Regions from separate parts of the Homo sapiens genome. Here region 1 is linked to region 2. The links are chromatin contacts, found by Hi-C in ENCODE. All regions are on one chromosome and are shown on one strand. The core of a region is the stretch at or near the end of the contact, and the rest is flanking DNA. Distances in the headings are between cores, read along the strand shown. Region 1 holds the start of C10orf53 (chromosome 10 open reading frame 53). Region 2 holds the start of OGDHL (oxoglutarate dehydrogenase L).

Region 1 (4,597 bases), core at 1,532-4,031, 83 kb after region 2:
GGTCTGCAACTTCATTCCTGAAGTCAGCGAGACCACGAGCCCACCAGGAGGAACAAACAACTCTGGATGCACCACCTTTAAGAGCTGTAACACTCACCGCGAGGTCCCTGGCTTCATTCTTGAAGTCAGCGAGACCATGAACCCACCAGAAGGAATAAATTCTGGACACAGAGGGATAGGGTGTTGTTGCTTAAGGAATACAGTTTCTGTCTGGGGTGTTGAAAAATTTTAAAAAGAGAGAATAGTGATGGTTCCACAACATTGTAAAGATAATTAATGTCACTGAATTGTATGCTTAACATGGTTAAAATGGCAACATTTTAAATATATGTTTTACCCACGTTATTTTTAGAGACAGTGAACATAAACTAAAGGTAGATTATGAGGTGAGGGTGGGTAGGTGTGGCTCATCAGAGGGGGAGGAAGAGAAAAGTCACTTATTTAGGCTGTCTTCTTAGCCAAAACTACAAAACATTTTAAACATCACCATGCAACACTGCTAGGAATTGAATTGTTGCCCCCCTTCCCCCAACTTCATATATGGAAGCCCTAACTCCCAATGTGACTACAGGTGCTTAAAGAGGTAATTAAGGTTAAATGAGGTTATAAGGATGAGGACCCAATCTGATAGGATTAGTGTCTTTCTTCTTATAAGAAGAGACACCAGTGAGCTTGCTCCCCGCTCTCCCCATATAATCCCACCAGGTGAGGACAAAAGAGAAGGTGGCTGTCAGCAAGCCAGGAAGAGCGCCCAGAGCCCTCACCAGAAGCTGACCTTGCCAGACCTTGATCAGGGACTTTTAGCCTTTAGACTGAAAAAATATATTTCTATTGTTTAAGTCCCATAGTCTATGGTATTTTGTTTTGGCAATCCCAATAGACAAATACAAACATGGAGGTATTTGCAACAGAAATTTCTCTATCAACTGTTCTCTCACAGAAAGTAACTTCCTCTGCTGATTGAAATCCTACCCATCCTTCAAACTCAAACTCAAATGCCATCTCTTCCAGGAGGCTTTCCCTGATTGCTCAGCTAAAACTAATTTTTGTGTCCTTAGGCTTCAGGGTATTTTGCCTGGAAGACTCTTAGTTTGGGTCATAGGATGGGAGTTCATCAATGGTCATTCCTGGGCTCTCATCTCATTCTATATGTTCTCTCCAAGTCAATGACTCACATCTTTCTATCTCCATTTCAGACTTTTTCTCTGAACTCCAGAACAACAGAGCTGATTCAGCACCTCTGTCTAGGTAGCCGAAAGCACATGAAGCTTAATTCAGATGCTCCTTGACTTATGATGGGGCTAGGTCCCAATGAGCCCACTGTAAGTGGAAAGTGGGCTTAATACCTGGATAAGCCCATCATAAAGTGGAAAAATCGTTAAGTGGAACCATTGTAGGTTCAGATGTGCCTCAACTTAGGATAGGGTTACCTCCCAATAAACCCATGCTAAAGTCAAGAAGTCTAAGTTGGGGACTATCTGTATGACCAAAATAGACTGTTCCTTTGGAACGATTCCACATATTCCTCCAAATTTTGGTCCATCTTTGGTGTCTTTGATTTTAGTGGACAGTACATCCATCCATCAGCACTGTTTCAAGTCAGACACTGATTAGATCCGGATAACATTCTTTTTACCCTTACCTCCCACCTCCATCCTCTCAGGAAGTACCATTGCTTTCACTTTGATCCATGGTCTCCTTTATGGTCCAAGCTACTCTCATCTCAGCCCTGGACCACCCCAACAGACTTGTCTTCCTTGTTTCCACTCTTGCCCCCTCTAATCTGTTCTCCTCAGAGCAGCAACAGCTTCATCCCCTGCCTAAAACTTATCTGCGGCACTGCAGGATCTGGCCTGATTACCTCTCCAGCCTCATCCCCCATCAGTTTAACAAATATTAATACATCATTTATTGAATGCCTCCAGCCATTGCCTATATTATTAGTCCCTCTGCCTGGAAGGCATTCCTCTCTTTACCTGGTTAGTTTCTACTCATTCTTTAAAGGTCTACTTAAATGTGGGCTCATTTAAGGCTCCACTTAAATGAGCCTTTCCAGACCTCTCCCTCTCCCCTCCCATTATGGCTAGTCACAGGTCCCACTGTGGTTAGCTCCCATGGCACCACCTAGCCTCAGTCAGAGCTTAGGCACAGCTGTCATTTAGCAGTTAACAAGGAGATTACTTCAAGGACATTCATCACTGTTTAACAGTGTGTCCTCAGTCCCTGGAAGGGTGTCCAACACACACTGCGTGCTTAATAAAAGTCTGCTGCATGAACGATTAAGAGATGGAATACCAGCAACGCTACTTCCCAGCCATTTGAGTTGTGAAAGTCACTTAATATTCTTGATCCTCAGTTTCCCAATTCTTAAAGCAGGGTTATGTAATTTTTTCTATGGAGGTAATTTCTGTAATTTGCTGGGCACTGGGTGGGCCCACAGCTCACTCTTGGATAGAAGAGCCTTCCCACTCTTTTAGCCCAGCCCTGGAAGCCATAGGTTGCAACATCATCCTGGGGAAGACTTCCTGGAGAGGTGGCGCTTCGTGGGGGTCTGAGGAAGGCCTAGGCACAGGGCACCACCTGCACGGATGCTCAGAGGCTGGGGCCCTCAGGGGCGCACGCGGCGAGGAGGCCCACCTTGCAGGCCCTGCAGGCGGAAGGTGTGGTGCTCCACCGGTAGGCCTGCCGCGCTGTAGGGCCCATAGCGCAGGATGACCACTGCGTTCTTGGGCATCGCCAGGCCTCCGCCGCCGCAGAGGCAAGGGAGAAACACACGCTGCTAAGCAACCTCTCTTCCGGCCCGGGCGCGTGGGCGTCGCTACGCGCCGGGCGGGGCCGGGGTGGCGCTAGGGGATCCTCCCGGCCCCAAGCTGCTCACGTGACCCTCAGCGCCTGGTCCGCAAATACGCGCGTTTGAGCTGGTGTGGCAAGTGTTAGTGATAAATAACAGCAGCAGCCAGGCACAGTAAGTTCGTGTCAGGCGGCGTGCGAAGCATTTTCCCTGCGTTATCTGGTTGAATCAGTTTACCATCCCTAGGAAGTATTTTATGTTTTTTGTTTACAAAACCGAGGCTCTGGGAGGGCAAGTTGCGGTCCCAAGAGTGACAGGGGTGTAGTATGGATTGGAAACCCTTGCATTTCTTCTATTTTCTTGCCTCTTTTTGATTGATTGGGAGTATTCGTTCATCATTCTTCTTCCCCCACCTTCTTCCCCCGGCCCCTTCTGTCACCAGTTAGGCTATTTGGTGGAGCCAAAACTGAATTCGTCCAATTCCCTTTTATTTGCTCAGTTCTGCTCATTGGAATTTGGACATAAAAGACATCCACCACTTCTAGGCATGGCTCCTAAAAAGTCTCCTCCACACCTGCTGTCTCCCTCTTCTTATCGGTAGCCAGATACGGGATCCCAGGGAGGACCCGAGGCTCCCGGGGAGACAGACCCAAAACGTGGGAGGAACCTGGACCACTGAGTAGCTGCGCCGAATAGAGCCCCACCCATCTGCATTAGTTGGTGACCGAAGCCAGAAGGAAACATTTATTCCATAACCACTGAGATTTTGGGGGTTGTTTATTACAGAAATTAGCCCAACCTAACAATCGCAATACCCTTGCGATTACAGCATTTCTTTACTTTCTAAATATTCAATTGTAGTTGATATTTTTACCCTCCTTTTGAACAGTAAAGGATTTTAAAAACCCTTTCCCACTAATTCTCCCAACGTATGCTACTGTGTATTTTAATTCTCTCCACGTGTACAGTATGTTCTATGATACATATTTCTTTGATGAGAATTAGTTTATACACGATTGTTAAATAGAGGAATGATATCAGCAGAATTTTGACATTATTATGGGTCATACATAATTTCCCCCAGCACTTGAGTTTCGCACCATCGGACAAGAACCACTGAATTCACCAACACAGCTGAACCCAGCAGACTATGGAGGAAGGCAGGACTGTACATGATGTCATTATTCATCCTCTTGGCTCTATGTGGTTACCTGTCTTGTCTTAGAAGGACTTATTTTCTGGTTCTCTATAAACTTTGTACACGTCTTTAAAGGCAAAAATCCTCTACTCACTGTAGTGTTTTTATTAATTAGAAATTTAACGTTGTTTTAACTTTGCTAAAAGTTTTGTATGAATAGTTGTTTTCCGTTACTCTTCTGTTTTCAAGACCGCTTATGTTTCTTTATCTCTTGCTTTCTGTAGTTTTACTGTAACAGTAAAGGATTTAAAAAACCCTTTCCCACTAATTCTCTCAACGTATGCTACTGTATATTTTACCTCTCTTGGGATTTGTTGAGATTCTTGAAACTGAATTAAAGTCCTTCATCAGTTTTTGGAAAAGTTTGAGTCATTATTTCTTCACATATTGCTTTTGTTCCATTTTCTCATTCTCAGGGACTCCAGCTAGGTATATGTTAGACCTTCTCATTGTAATCTGCATGTGTCTTCTCTGTGCTTTTCTCTTTTTTCTTCTTCCATACTTCTTTTGGGGTTGTATGTATACACGTTTGTATGCATGCATTCATTCATTTTTACCTGTAATCCAGTCTACGAATTTTCTTTTTGGCTCTTAACTGAGAAGAAAAG
Region 2 (4,727 bases), core at 1,723-4,222:
TTTTCAAACTCGCTTATCAGTTTTATGCTAACTAAAACAAAATGTGATTTTTCACCTATCAGACTGGCATAAATGAAAGAAAACTGATAATAAATCTTGGCAAGGATGTAAGGGAGTGGGAACTCAAAAACACTAATGAGGAAGTATTCAGTGGAACGGTCTTACTAGATATTTATTATACATATTAAACTGCAAAGAATATATATCTTTTGACCCATTGTTAAACTTAATTTAGAAATCAGGCTGGGCATGGTGGCTCACTCCCATAATCCCAGCACTTGGGAGGCCAAGGTGGGGGATGATGAGGTCAGGAGTTCAAGACCAGCCTGGCCAACATGATGAAACTCCATCTCTACTAAAAATAAAAAAATTAGCGAGGCATGGTGGTGGGAGCCTGTAATCCCAGCTACTCAGGAGGCTGAGGCAGAAGAATTGCTTGAACCTGGGAGGTGGAGGTTGCAGTGAGCTGAGATCCAGCCACTGCACTCTAGCCTTGGTGACAGAGCAAGACTCCATCTTGAAAAAAAAAAAAAAAAAGAAAAAAAGAAAGAAAGAAAGAAAGAAAGAGAAATCAATGTTACCATAGTAGTTTTGCATGTACTAAAGGGAATATATAGGAGGACTCTTTTCTCCTTTTTTTTCTGTAAATGTCAAAAGAAATGGAAATGTTCATTCAATGGGAGAGAAGTGACATACAGTCACCATACATCCCTATAATGAATACAACATACCCATGAAAAAGAATGAGGTGGTCCTACACATACTGAGTTTAAATAAAAATCTTCAAGACAAGGGAAAAAAAGAAACAAGTCGTGGAACTATATTCTAGTGTGATCCATTTCATATTTTTATGTATATGTTTGTAGAAGCATATGGATATAAATACATAAACAATTTTGTAAAAATGTTTGCCAAACTGGCCAGTAGTTATCTCTGGAAGGAAAAAAAAGAGGTGAGGTTGGGGCAGGTGGAAGGGGGCTTTTCACATTTTGTTCTGTATCCTTCTGTATCATTTAAGTTCTGTACAACTAGAATAAATAAAAACTTCCATGTTCTGACACACACACACACACACACACACACACACACACACACACGCCACAGGCATGGGAAAAAAAGAAAGGTGTCTGTTTCTGAAGATCTCTGCAAAGCCTACAGCCACTGCCACTAATCCTCTCAGGCTTCTGAGAATGGCAGCCACCCTCATGGGAGCGTTGATTGCCCCAAATGTTTGCTTTAATCAATGCAATTAGCAGAACACCAATTAGGCTGGAAGGCTGAAAGGCTCTGAAGCCTTTTGATTTGCAAGAGCCTTGTTCCTGCCTGCTGCTCTGTGTCAGGCTTTCCATCTTTCTTAATCGGTGACTCTGACTTGTAAACTTTTCCACTATTACCCCAAACTGCAGCTTCTCCTTTTCCCTAGCTCACTGAGAAGTTCCACTGTGCCCAAGTCACTAAAGCCAGACACCTGTGAGTTATCTATGTCTCCACCCTCATATCTGGTCAACCACTAAACCCCGTGGAGCTGATCCCCGTAAGTCTCTCAAATCTGGCCACCTTACTCCGTCTCTACTGCAAGTACATTACTGCCTCTCACCCGGAATTTGAATTTTGAAAAACAGAAGAGCCTTGAAGAGACAGTTCCTCTATGGCTCAGCCCTGCTTCCTGAAGTAAATTTTCAGCTTTCCTCTGATTCTGTGAGTTGCCTTATATACAACCTTCATATCAACTCGTTTTCGGCTGAAGCTAGCCAGGTCATTTTTGGTGCTTGTGTCCAAAGAATTCCCAATGAACCCTGCCCTTCTGCACCAGATAAAATCTTACTCATCCTTCAGGATCCAAGTCAAGTGTCCATTTACTCACTCAGTCATTCATTCAACAAATATTTACTGAAAAATACCATGATAGTGCTGTGTTAAGTGCTGAAGATTCTTGACCACATGTATCCCTAACTGTCTCCAAATAAAGAACTTTTGGGAGACTTCAGGTGCAGAAGTTAGTTGTATTCCTTTCTTCGTGGCACTCTGTCAGCAGTGATCTGGGTAATTGATTAATTACCTCATATCCACATTCCCCATCCTCCTCCCTCGACAAGCAACCATATTAATTGGTTTGATATGTACTTGAATATATTCTTGTGAAGTGCATACTGTAGTTTTGAGATTAAAATTCAAGAGTGTAAGTGTAGAAGCAGAGAAGCCAGTTAGGAGGCTGCTGCGATAATCCAGGAGAGATTTGATGGCAACTTGAACCACAGGTATGTTATGTTCCTATACAAGAAATCCCTGCATTTAAATGAGAACAAAACCCAACAGAAAGCTGAAAAAAATACAACAGAAAACCCCAAACTAACAAACAACGGGAGATGCAAATGGTTGATAACCAGAGAAATGCAGATTAAAACAATAACAGGACATTGCATCTGCTATTCTGATAATAATTAGAAAGTTGATCTCTATCCCAGAGAAAGTTCCACGCAGGATCCTAAGGGAATGTGTATGAAGAAGTTCATTGCAGCCTTGTTTGTGGCCACGGGGTGGTGAGGACAGCCTGGGTCACCATCAGTGGGAGGATGAATGGGTAAAATGTGTATCAGATTTGGGGTAAGCACTTTTCACGCATTATCTCATCTTTTTTTCAAAACATCCCTAAGATAGTGGAACTTTTCATAGCATTCCCATTTTACAGACGACAAAACAAAACCTATCCTCTCCTACACACAAAGGCTGCTTGTCGTCTGGTACATTCGTCCTAGTTTTAGGACGAGCACACGGGGTTCAGGGCCTCAGCCCCGTTCTGCGGTCTCAGAGAGGAGTCCCCCCTTCGGCCGTGGGCGACCTCGGGCCTGGGCCGCCAGCACCGTGGACAGCGCCAGGAGCGGGGCGGGGCATCCATGGAGACGTCACGACGCGCGGAGTCTCAGGGGCGCGCGCCCGTGGGCGGCTGCGTCACGTGACCCAGGTAATTGGCACGGCGCGCGCGCACCCCTTCCGCGCAGCCCCCTGACCTGCAGCCTCCGGACCTCGCTGCAGCGCGGACCCGGCCCGCCCGCCCGGTGAGCGCGGCGGCCCGCCCCCTCCCGGTCCCTGCGCCGCTGCTTCTCCTGCCGTCCTGGGGACCGGCCCCACAGCTCCTCTCTCCTGGGTCCTGGGGCGCCGCTGCCCGCAGCCCTGAGTCTGGCCCCGCCGGGGGGAGGGGGAGGAGGAACAGACTGTGACCTTGGCTCTGACCTTGGCTGGCCGTGGCCTCCCCCGGGACCCCCAGCCCATCGCGCGCGTACCACCCGGCTAGTCCAGGGTCCTGCGCAGAGGAGCGGGTGCTCGCGGTGGGTTTCTCCAGCCCGAGGACTTCAGACTGCCCCGCGCCTTCCGTGGCCAGGGGAGGGCCCGGAGCTGCGAGGGCTGTGCGGGGGATGGGGAGGGTCAGCGCTGTGCACCTGGCGGGACCCATAGGCAGCTTCGGACTACCAAGGAGCCTAATAGACGGTTTTAACCGCGGTCTCCGATTACAGATGAGAAAACTGAGGCCTGAGAGAGGGCGGCATGGCCTGAGGTCGCTGCTTGCATGGGATGCGCTTCTTCCGCCCCCCGGGAGATGTGGGAGGGGGACGGGGTAATCCCGAGGCCACAGCAGGCTGCAGTACGCATTCGCCGAACCGGAGAGACCCTTTGACGCCCCTCGGCCACCTGGCTCAAGCAGGCCCTAGCAGCCCCTCCCCAGTGTCTTGGAACAGGCCCCAACTAAATAGAATTGCGGTTTGTTGCTGAGCAAAAGCTCATCTGCTTCTCAGAAAGTGGGGTCAGAGTAGACCTGCTGCTGAGAGAATCCAGGCTCTGCTGCTGCCCAGCTTGGAGGGCCCTCTGGGGAGAACCCTTCCCGGCCTCTGTTTACTGATCTCTGCAATGGGTGCATTAGGGAGTAGTCCTCACTAGGGCACCCCAGACAGGGTTGTGTGTGTGGGAGTCTTAGTGGCCATGGTGTCGGCAGTTTTCTGGGGTTGGGTTGAGGTTCTGAGGTTGGGTTGGGGATGCTATGTGACCTTGTCCTCAGAGAAGAGACCCCCAAGAGATACCCAGGGCAACTCTGCTGGAGTCTGGACTGGGCAGGGGGTTGCACAGGGCACCTGACTCTCACTCCTTGTTGCTGTCCTTGACTGTATGGGCAGGAACTAGTAGGGCTGGCTTGGGCTCTGGCTCTAGATACTGAGCCCTCATGCCCTGCTGGGATGCAGGTGGGGGTGGGTGGCAGGCTGCCCTCCTGCCAGGCTGGGTCAAGGTCACAACAGTGCCCAGTGGCCAACCCAGACTGTTTAGTGTTTATAAAACAGTGTTCCTGCACCGGGCCATTCTGGACACAGCCAGACTTTGTCCCTATCTGGCCCAAACTGCCCCATTCCCCTGTGGGGGTGGGAGTGGCGCTGGCAGAGGGAGCAGCTCTGGCTCAGCTGATGGGAACTGCATCGCTAAGAGAAATCTGGCTTACATATTGACTGCAGTGATCAGGGCACAGTCGCTGGAACCCCACACAGCCCTGTCACTCACCAGATTAGCCAGCTTAGCCTCTTGCACCTCAGTTTCTCTGTTTATAAAGTGGAACTGATATGAGTGCCCACCCCATGGGATGTTGGGAGGATTAAATGAGCACAGTATCTGTCCTAGAATCAGTGCTCCTGACGGTGCCTATTATGTTTATTCCCATGACGATGGTCTTGATATCTAGTTTCCTT

What was found. Hi-C counts contacts between places; a loop is a spot of excess contacts on that map. Pooled maps may share reads with other maps.
Region 1: a pooled map shows a loop between it and region 2 (6-fold over the local background). The contact joins the promoter of C10orf53 here to the promoter of OGDHL in region 2. A Hi-C loop is called at or near these places in 2 of 50 pooled maps.

Annotation. Positions count from the first base shown.
Region 1 is chr10:49,677,835-49,682,431 of GRCh38, reverse strand. It overlaps C10orf53 (chromosome 10 open reading frame 53), which reads right to left and starts at 2,781. Exons shown (of 3, transcript NM_001042427.3): 1 at 2,638-2,781. The coding sequence starts at 2,734.
Region 2 is chr10:49,760,568-49,765,294 of GRCh38, reverse strand. OGDHL (oxoglutarate dehydrogenase L) reads left to right here and starts at 2,972. Exons shown (of 23, transcript NM_018245.3): 1 at 2,972-3,056. RefSeq lists a silencer at 3,012-3,221.